Regions from separate parts of the Homo sapiens genome. Here region 1 is linked to region 2. Evidence: read pairs that join two places in POLR2A ChIA-PET (ENCODE). Cell type or tissue: MCF 10A. All regions are shown on one strand. Each heading gives the region's core, and the rest is flanking DNA. Links, peaks and the distances in the headings are about the cores only. Region 1 has its middle 170 kb from the start of CDC7. Region 2 holds the start of LOC102723436 (a long non-coding RNA gene).

Evidence for each region. Peaks named below come from ENCODE experiments on the same cell type or tissue, not always from the same donor. Only the 100,000 strongest peaks of a DNase experiment are listed, where the experiment ranks them.
Region 1: POLR2A ChIA-PET joins it to region 2 with 7 read pairs; 2 of 35 experiments call an interaction of 5 or more read pairs at or near these places.

The regions. Positions count from the first base shown.
Region 1 is chr1:91,670,633-91,676,013 of GRCh38, forward strand. No RefSeq gene overlaps it. Among named protein-coding and RNA genes, the nearest start is that of CDC7, 170 kb to the left of the region's middle. In MCF 10A, for the core only: no CTCF peak of the experiment used is centred there; no DNase peak of the experiment used is centred there.
Region 2 is chr1:91,567,480-91,572,860 of GRCh38, forward strand. LOC102723436 (a long non-coding RNA gene) reads right to left here and starts at 2,034. Exons shown (of 5, transcript XR_007066219.1): 1 at 1,934-2,034; 2 at 254-689. In MCF 10A, for the core only: no CTCF peak of the experiment used is centred there; DNase peaks (open chromatin) are centred at 2,112 and 2,492.

The DNA.
Region 1 (5,381 bases), core at 130-5,129, 100 kb after region 2:
GTGGCGCCGGGCTGTCTGCTTGTGGATTTCATTTCTGCCTTTTAGTTTTTTCTTTTTCTTTCTTTGGAGGCGGAAACTGGGCATAAGAAAGTATGAGGGGTGGTCTCCTCCCTTAGAGAAAGATGGGCAATGTACAAACTAAAACAATTAAGAAAAATATTATCAAGGAATAAGTGTCATGCAAAGAATTAAAACTAAATGATGTGATGGAGGGAAATTGGGTGTCTACCATAGACTGGGTGATGGGGGAAAGCCTTTCCCGTGTGATAATTAAGCTGAGATCTGAAAAGTAAGGAGGAACCAGCTGTGGGATGATAGGGGGAGTAGCATTCCAGGCAAAGGAATTGTCAATGTGAAGGCGTTAAGGTAACAAAGATGTCACAGAACATGATGGTTGGAGCAAAACAGGGAGGCAAGAGAGTCGTATGAGCTGAGGAGGAGTCAGATCCCTTAGGGCTCTGAGTGCCAAGATAATCACAGACAAAGGGCTAATCTTTGTAATATATAAAGAATTCCTAGAAATTGAGAAAATTAAAGACAACAACCCGATAGAAAAAGAGGCAAAGGATAAAACAGACAGTTCACAGCATAACAACAAATAATCCTTATACATATAAAAAGATGCACAACTTCATTCATTGTAAGAAAAATGCAAATTAAAATTACTTTGAGATATCATTTTTTCATCCATCAAATTGGCAAAAATACCAGAGTTGGATAACGCACTCAATTGGTACAGCTATGAGAAAACAGGTATTGTTGACAGTAGTTTAAAATGGTGCAACTTCAATGGGATCCAATTTGGTAATATCTATTAGGAATAAAAATGCACTTACTCTTTGGCCTGGCAATCCTACTTCTGGGAATTTTTCCTTGAGATACACCTGCACACAAACCAAAGAACCTTCATATAAGGCTACTCACTGCAGTGTGGTTTTTAATAGCAAGAGATGGAAACAAGCCAAGTGTGCATTGAAAGGGGTAGGTTAGGCCAGGTGCGGGGGCTCATGCCTGTAATCCCAGCACTTTGGGAGGCCGAGGCAGGTGGATCATGAGGTCAGGAGTTTGAGACCAGCCTGATCAACATGGTGAAACTCCGTCTGTACTGAAAATACAAAAATTAGCCAGGCATGGTGGCACGTGCCTGTAATCCCAGCTAATCAGGAGGGTGAGGCAGGAGAATCGCTTGAATCTGGGAGGCGGAAGTTATAGGTAGCCAAGATTGTGCCATTGAACTCCAGCCTGGGCAACAGAGCGAGACTCCATCTCAAAAATAAAATAAAATAAAGAAGAAGAAAAAAAGGGATAGGTTAAATAAATTATGGTATATCCCCAAAGTAGAATTCTATATGGCTGTAGAAAAGAAATGAGATACTGATTTATATTCTGATATGGATACAAAATATGTTAGGTGAGACAAGCAAAATGCAGAACATGTATCGTATTAATATGTTTCCACTGTGTAATAAAGGGGGAAAGAGAGGAGATTCTTATTTGCTCACATTTGCTTTAAGAAGCATCACAAGCTAGTGAAAGTGGCTACCTACAGGGGAACAGAAGGGTACACACAGGAATAGGAGCCGGATTTTTAAAAGTATACTTTTGTTTTGTTTTTTTGGAATTTATTCTAAGTGTGATGGGAAGCCATTTGGAGTATTAAACAGGGGATTGACAAGATCTAACGTCTTTTAAAGAGTGTGTTCTAGCAGCCACCTGGGGAATAATCTTAGACAGACGAGGAGGCCGCAGGGAGTCTGCTGGATGTGCTGGTTTATGTTGGAGGTAAGGATGGCGTAGACTCGGGTGGTGGTGGTGCAGATGGAGAGCAGCAGATATGTTTGGAAGCCATCAGGACTCACTGATGGATTGGCTGCGGGAGGTTAGAGAAAAATAACAGTTTTGTGTCTTGAGTCATGAGGTGGCATGGTGCTACCAGACCCCAGAGATTGATAAAATAACAGCTGGGGCAGTTCATAGGGTTTTATGGAAAAGACTGCCTGTTAGCAGAGCTGTGAAGGACTCTAGGATCTGAGGAGGTGATGAGAAGGCCTTGCAGATGGAGAGGAAGGAATGGAGCAGGCAGGGCCAGGGGCCAGGAGGCAGTGGGGGGCTCTGCTCTGAGAACTGGTTGGGTCTCTCTGCTCACAGTTGTTTCAGTTTTTCTCCATTGCAACTCAGCTCAGCCCCAGGGCCATGAAACAACTTGAAACCAAATCCTCTATTTCCCATCATATGCTTCTTTTAACTGCTTCCTACACTTCCTGTGACTGTTTCCTTGCAGTAACTAGAGTTTCTATCACATGCATTGGCATTCTGAGAAATACACTAAAAGTGAAAAAAATCAACCAGTCAAAATGAGGACTGGCTGGCTGGCTGGGTTAAAGATTTGTCGCTTTTTCCTTTGCTGGCGCAATAACGTAATTACCTTCTCTTGGATCACTCACTGGGGTGGAAAGGTAAAGCGTGGTGGATTTCCCTGGAGTGCAGGTTGGATGCTCCTCCAGGTGCTTCCACTTTTAAGGCTAACTGGCGGGCTAAGAAGCTTTTTATTTTCACCTCTCCTCTCCACTCAAGAAAAAGATTTGATAACTGGAATCCTCAATGGAAAGTCTCTTCTGCAGTTGCTGTACTTATCAAAAAGTGGTGCTCCAGAAGAAGTTTGTGTTTCAGATGAAGATTCTTGAAGCTCTAGTTTCCACTTTTGGGGTATGCTGTATGGTTTTGGGTTTAAATAACAAAAATTGGCCAGGCACGGTGGCTCATGCCTGTAATCCCAGCATTTTGGGAGGCCGAGGCAGGTGGATCAGTTGAGGCCAGGAGTTCAAGAACAGCCTGGCCAACATGGTGAAACCCCGTCTCTACTAAAAACACAAAAATTAGACGGGCATGGTGGCAGGCTCCTGTAGTCCCAGCTACTTGAGGGGCTGAGGAAGGAGAATCACCAGAAAGTCAAGGCTGCAATGAGCCGAAATTCTGCCATTGCACTCCAGCCTGGGCGACAGAGCGAGATCCTATCTCATGGAAAAAAAAAAATTAGTTTTCTCCCTTCCTACACCACCCCTGCACCATACAGAATCCATGTGATTTTCCCTTTTAAAAATTCAGCATTATTTCAACACTGTTGTCAAGTACACTGTGTTCTTTGCAGAAACTATGTCATAGGCAGTTTATGAACCGGGACAAGTAACAGACCAGCAAAAGCTGCTCCACCCAAATCACTTATGAAGACTTTCAGCTTTGAGTCTTTGATTGGTCAAGTGGAAAGAACCAAGTTGGGTTTCAAAGCTGAGAAATTCTTGTTCTCCTTGTCCATTCCCTCTTTTCTTGCACAGGTGGTGTGCTTTGGTTGATAAAAGGATAATCAGTTCTGGGGCTTCTGAGCAGAAAGAAAATATTGATAATATGTTAATAAAATAGAAAGGAAAATGGCTGAGGGTTGTGTGTGTGTGTGTGTGTGTGCACACTCACACTCCCACCCCTCATTTCTTTTTAAGTCAAGATAGAGTTCACTTCAGTCATGTGGTTCTACATTTAAAGTTTTTTTTTCTTTTTAATGAATTCTCAGAGGCAGTAAATGCAGAAAATCTTTAAAAATTAATTCAAGCTGTGACCTTCTGAGTAAGGGGAGGTGATGTCATATGATGACCTTTATTTTAAGTGTGAAATCGAATCTACATAAAGTACAGTGTTGAGTTCCTCTGAAAAAGCTGAGGTGGCAATCTAAGAACAAGGGCAGCAAATATGCCAAAACTCAAACTTTTGATTATCAATGACATCTATAAAAATTAATCCGGCCATTTGCCCATTTTCAAACATGTTGCATTAGGGAAGAACAATGCTATAGGTTTGGCTTGCTTTGAAACAAAAAAGATGCCTATATTTGGCATTTGGTAACATTTCTTCACTTTACAGAATTATTATAACATTCACAAGTGGCTAGATGAAACCAACACTTTATAAATAATGTTTGATTAGGGAATATTAATTTTTCCATAAACATGGGGAGGGAGGAAGAGGAGGAAGAGCAGCAAATTATCAAGAATACTGTGTGGAACCATGAAAAGTTTGGGATAGACCTAACATTGATTTGCTTTTTATTTACTAGACAACTTTTTTTTCTCTCTCTCTCTCTCTCTCTTTTTTTGAAATAACAGGGAAAGAAATTACATCTGTGTTTTTTTTTTTACAATAAAAATCAGACAACTCACAACTCTTATTTAGGTCATGAAATTATAACATTTTTGGATCACAGACTCTTGTAAGAATCTAATGAAAACTATGACTTATTGCCATATGTAAGGGCCTAATGAATTAGATCAATTTCTGGTTGTTTTACTTGTCTGTTTGAGTAATCCATTTAACTATTCCTATGCTAATATCATATTATTTTTATTACATGATTTTATACTATATGTGCTAAGGCCAGACTACCTCACAATTCTTTTTAAAAGTATTAATTCAATGGGAAGTGAATGAATTGAATAAATTCATTTTTTTAATAAATTCATTTTTTAATAAATGCTTCCAGTAGAATTGAATAATCACCTGGAAAGAAGCAAAAATAGACCCCTACCTTCATATCATACACAAAAGTATGGATAAAGACCTACATTTTAAAAATAAAATTTTAAAAGTATTAGTATATATCTAGAGTCAGAGAAACCCTAAGCAAGAGAGGGAACCCAGAGGCCAAAAGGAAAAGATATGTATCTTCAACTACATAAGAATTAAACATTTAGTCTTGGCAATATCAATTAGAAACAAAATGAAAAGACCATAATAGACTGGGAAAATATTTCTCATACATGACATGTGACACAGAATTTCACTAATGTACGATCATTAAGAGAAAGACAATTCATTAGAAAAATGGGCAAAGAAAATAGAAATTTATAGGAGAACCTGGGAAAGACTGATATGATAATTTAAAACTTAGTCATTGCAGATAATACAAATCCAAATGAGATACAATTTTCAACCATCAGATTGGCAAAATTTAATAGTGGGTAATATTTATTAAGTGATTAGTATAGGCTAAGAACTTTATGTGGACTAGCTCATTTAATATTGACAACAATGCTAAAGTGTAGATTTTTTTTAATATCACGGAAACAGTTCACCTAGCAAATGGTAGCACCAAGATTTAAATCTGATGCCTAGAGCCCAAACTTCTGTTTCAACGTAGGCAATGTTGATGAGGAAGCCAGGGAATGGGCACTCATACATTGCCTGTAGTGATGGCGTGATTTTCAAAAACCTTTAGAGAAAGTAATGTGGCAATAAATATTAAGATTAATATAAAAAACTCATTCTCTTTGACCTGCCATCCCAGGAATAAAAGAAACACCAGGATCTTGGCATTATCTGTTCTTTGACTACTT
Region 2 (5,381 bases), core at 76-5,075:
CAATCCTTGTGCCTCAGCCTCCCAAGCAGCTAGGACTACAGGCATGCACCACCACACCTGGATAATTTTTTATTTTTAGTGGAGACGGGGTTTCTCCATGTTGGCCAGGCTGGTCTCAAACTCCTGACCTCAGGTGATCCACCCACCTCGGCCTCCCAAAGTGCTGGGATTACAGGAGTGAGTCACCACACCTGGCCTGCCAGGTGGTGTTTACTCTCCTCCCTGGCACTCCCTTGAGGACCAAGTGGCTCACCTGTATTCCACATCAATGACATCCTTTCTGGAACAGCTTCGAACCTTTTAATGCCCCATGACCACATCTCCTGGTTATCATGTTGACCTCTTTTCCATGGAGTACTAGTCATCCTTGGCTTCAACATGGAGGTGGGGAAATTCCCCCAGAAGGGATACGATTGTCCTTTAGGCCACAAGACATGAAGTTTGGTCACAAAGTTAACAGTGGCAGTTATGCTTGCCTCTCCAGCATCGGTTCTCCCTTCCCTCAGTGCCTGTACTGATTGTCATTCAGGTATACACACTGCCCCAGGGCAGCCTTGACTTTGGGCAACATGTAGGTGAATATTCTGAAAACATTCACAGACAAATTTGAGTTCAGATCCTGGTTCCACCATGTAGTAAACGTGCCACCTGCACAAATTAATTGCCTGTTTCAGCCTCAGTTTCCTCATCTGTATGAAAGTATAGAGAAAAGGAAACTATCATGTAGAATTATGATATGGATTAGGAATAATATATTCTGTAAAGTGCTTGCTTTCTGGTATTATTATTAACAGTTATTAATCCCTTCGGAGGGGTTTGTATGCCAGGTTGCTTCTTGGCGTTATTTACAGTCAGCTGAGAGCAAATGGAATGTGGAAATGAACATTATGATGGCAGACAAGGCTAGGAAAAAATGCAGAGCAGAGCACAAGTTCTGGACAGCAGTCTGGAGTCTGGTGGTGCCAAAACTTGGCGGGGCACAGTGGCTCATGCCTGGGATTCCAGCACTTTGGGAGGCCGAGGCGGGAGGACTGCTTGAGCCCAGGAGTTTGAGACCAGCCTGGACAACATGACGAAACCTCATCTCTACAAAAAATTTAAAAATATGCCGGCTGTGCTGGTACATGCCTGTGGTCCCAGCTACTCAGAAGGCTGAGGTGAGAGGATTGCTTGAGCCTGGGGAGGTCGAGGCTGCAGTGAGCCATGTTTGTGCCACTGCACTCCAGCCTGGGCAACAGTGCAAGACTCTGTCTCAAAAAAAATTGGAGGCCGAGGCAGGCGGATCATGAGGTCAGGAGTTTGAGACCAGCCTGGCCAACATGGTAAAACCCAGTCTCTACTAAAAATACAAAATTAGCCAGGTGTGGTGGCACACACCTGTAGTCCCAGCTACTTGGGAGGCTGAGGCAGGAGAATCGCTTGTACCTGGGAGGCAGAGGTTGTGGTGAGCCAAGATTGTGCCACTGTACTCCAGCCTGGGTGATGGAGTGAGACTCCATCTCAAAAAAAAAAAAAAAAATAGCAGTACTAAAAATAGGCCTATTTCAATCCTAGTTTATTAATTAACTATAATCAACCTCCCAATAAATGAACCTCAGTGAGTTGGTTTTCAGTGGGTTGTAAGCCAAGACCAGTCCAAAGTGATCTCTGAGCTGGACCTCCCATGGCCTTATGCCAATTTCTGAAATATTGTCTCACTTATTTCCTACCAATATGCATCCATCACAAACTCAGATGATACAACTCATTTCTGGGTGTTTTCTTCTTAAAGCCTACAGGAACAATTATGGACAGTTTCAAATCATACAAATATCTACTATTTAGTGAGCACCTACTATATAGCTTTGAATCCTTATTCTGCTCTTGCAGGCTTCTTATCCCCATTCTACACCCAAGGAAGGAAACAGAAGCTCAGAGAGGTTAAGTGACTTACCCAAGGTCTCCCACCTAGTAAGTGGCTGGGCCAGGATTCAAAGCTAGGACTGTCTGACTTCTTTTTTACTTCGTCTTCTAAAGCTCCAGGCTAGAATGACTGACTTCTTTTTGATGATGCAAAGCTACCTCTTGATCCTATTACCCCATCAATAAGTGGGTGTGTGTGAGAGAGAGAGAGAGAGTGTGTGTGTGTGTGTGTGTGTGTGTGAGTGACAGAGAGAGAGAGAGAGGTGTCCTCTGGGCCTAGAACAGCTGGCAGGATCCTCTTTCACCTTATATACTGCTGGTGGAGCCAGGCAATGATTGAATGTGCAAAGTCACAGAGTAGGAAGCGGAGGTAGGTCACTCACAAAGGAGAGCCACAGGAAGGAAGGAAAGAAGGGAGGGAGAGAGGAAGGTCAAGAGGGAGGGAAGGAAGAGGAACGGAAGAAGGAAGGAAGAGAGAAAAGAAAAAAGGGAAGGCGTGAAAGCAGGAAACTGCTTTCTCCTGTCTTGTTAAGAGTGACTCAGAGGGACATTTCCAGAGGGCTGGCCAGTAAAGAGCAGCCTTTCCCCGTGAGGAGGGTGGAGAGCATGGCTGCTGGCGGAGCTCCATCACTCTCACTCACAAGGCATGTGCCCTCTGAGGAGGGTGTTGACAGCACCATTTTCACCTCAGAGGGAGAGGCGTTTCTGTTCACATGGAAGGGCACATGTGAGGGGTATTTGGTCAGGAATGCATTACAGACTCAAAGAAGAAGCTGGCATGCCCAAGAAGAGTCACTCCAACGTGGAGAAAATGCAACCAAGATGTTGGCTCAGATGCTCACAAGAGGCTGCCAGAGATGGTCTCAGAGTCCCCAGTTCTGAAGCACCCTCCAAGTACTCAAAGATCTGCATCACAAAGGCTGTATTAAGAAAGCACAGAAATTTTACAGTCAGAACATTTCTGTAAACACGTTGGTTTAATCCCAATTTTACAGCTCAGCTACTCTCTGTAACACACAATCCATAAAGCATTTACAATATTGTTCAAAATCTATACACTATTTACATTCCCTGCCCTCCGTGCAGGTACGGTGAATCGAGGAACTTGGCCAGAGTCCTGGAGAAACAGCTAAGACTCAAGAAACCACAAAAACTAGCAACAAGAACCCTGAATAAGACGTGTAAAGAACAGGGAGCCCCAAAGACAAGTCCTCCAAATCAGGAGGATCCGGTCACATGTGGGCAAACTCAGGGAGATAGGAGTCCTTGGTAGCCTCCTCCAAGTGACCAGATGGATGATCAGCCCTACCTCACAGCCCATGGTTTATGCGAATCTGTTTTTCTAATACTCCATCAAAAAGCACCTCCCTTTGGTTACTCAGTGAGGGGCATAAATGTCCATTGTGGGCTGATGCAGTGGCACGCGACTATAATCCCAGCTACTCAGGAGGTTGAGTGGGAGGACTGCTTGAGACTAGGAGTTTGAGTCCAGCCTGGGACACATAGTGAGACTCTGTCTCTGAAAAAAGAAGAAAAAATGTGGATTGCTTCTGGCCATTCAAATTTCTCCAGCAGTAACCTGGGCCCTGGGATATTTTCCCCAGTATGGTCCTTGGTCACTGCCCTGGGCCTGTTGACATGGCAACTACACCCAATACGGCTTTACAGGTCAGCCTCTGCCCACTCAGGGCAGGCTGCCCAAAAGGAGCCCAGGGCTGGCAGGATCTCTTGCCTGGCCCTCAAGTGAGTTCACCCCTCATAAGGGTAGACCCAGGTTCAGCGAGTCCTCAAGCCCATATAATTTCTGCCCTTTTAAAGAAAAGGAACACAAAATTACAAACTGAAAGTGAGGTACAGGGCCTGGGGAGAGGCCGGTACAAGAGAAAGGCCCCAAAGCGTAAGCCTACCTTTGAAATAAACCCACTTCTGCCTTTCCCTAAGCTCTGACCACCCAAGGAGGTCTTCAATGGCTCCTCTCAGGTGGCAGGAAGCCTCTGGGCCTGGCATGGCTGGCAGGATCCATGGCAGTAGGCTTCACCTAATTTCCTTGGCACACAGAGATGCTTAATTGTTGATTTTCAAGCTCAGAGTAGAAAGCAAAAAGATCAGGATGAGAGGTAAAACAAACTCAGCAATACCGAGGACTATTCATAGTTTGAAGAATTGGGTTAATCAATTCAAAAGTAATCATTTTAAAAAATCATTTTAGAAATTGTTATTATACAGAATATTTGCTGTTTTAAATGAACTTACGGGATATTGTTCACCAGCATATAGCATTTTACATTTATCGATTTTTGTTGTTTTTGCTGTTATTCTTCAATCCTGTAAATCCCTGGAGACCCAGCTCAACCACTGCCTTGGGACCCAACACCCTAAAAATGGATCTATTACTCAGCTACACACTGAACTCAGTAAAATGTTCTGCCTTTTGCCTCTACAGCAGCCTGGCTGCCAACGAGGACAAGTCTAAGGCAGGAAGTACATCTCACGTCCTGCTTAGATTTGATCCTTTGGCTGCTCAAGCTGCTGTGATATAATGAATAGAAGAAAGAGACATCTCAGAATCCATAGTGAATTAGACCAGTGAGCCAAGTAGCCATGTCAAGCAGGGACAAACAGCCCCCTGCCTCACAGGGGATGGAACCTATGTCTGCAAAGGTACAGGCAGCGCCTCAGACCGGAGTGGACCTCAAAAACAAGGGCTCCAACCCAGCAGCAAGACCTGGGTCCAAAAGAAAGTGTCCTTTGGATGCCACAGGCTTTGTTATTGGAAACCCCAGGCCAGAGAGGGAACTGAAACTGTTTAATTAGGGACATACCCGCGTGTCAGGAAACCAAGTGTGACCCTGGGAGGGGTAAAGTTCCGGTTGGGAGGAGACTTGGATGGGTAAGAGGAGGGCGGTGGGACAGGCAGACGCACCCAAGGGAAGGAAAGGACCGAGATAGGGCAGCCAGCTGCCCTTGGCTCCGAGTCCTGAGGAGGCAGCATCTCTTCTGTGCACAGACAGTTCTTTAAGGATTGAAGCTGGGCTGCCTCAACCCGCCCAGGAGAGCAAGGGCGACCAGGACCATCCCTCTGACTCCTTTTGACTGGAAGGCAACAAAAGTGTTTTCAGGAGGTTCTCTGCTCATATCAAATCTCCTCACTTTGGAAACTTCTTGCTGGCATTTCCTGGTTGCGTCTGCCTCTTCTCAACAGACTTGAAGGTCTCTGGGAGAACATGCCTTATCTAATTAATAATCGCTTCCTCTTATTGAACTCTTACTGTGTGCTAGGAATTGTCCCAGGTATTTTACCCTAAATTGTCTCACTTACTTCTCCCAATGCAATTTTTTACCTCATGAACTCAATGCTTAGATCCTAATTTATTTGCCTGAGATCTCATGGCTAGTTAGGTAGGTGTAACTAGCATGCGAGCCCAGAATGTCTGACTCCAAAGCCGTTTACTAAAGGTTTGTCAAATTCATTGAACTAG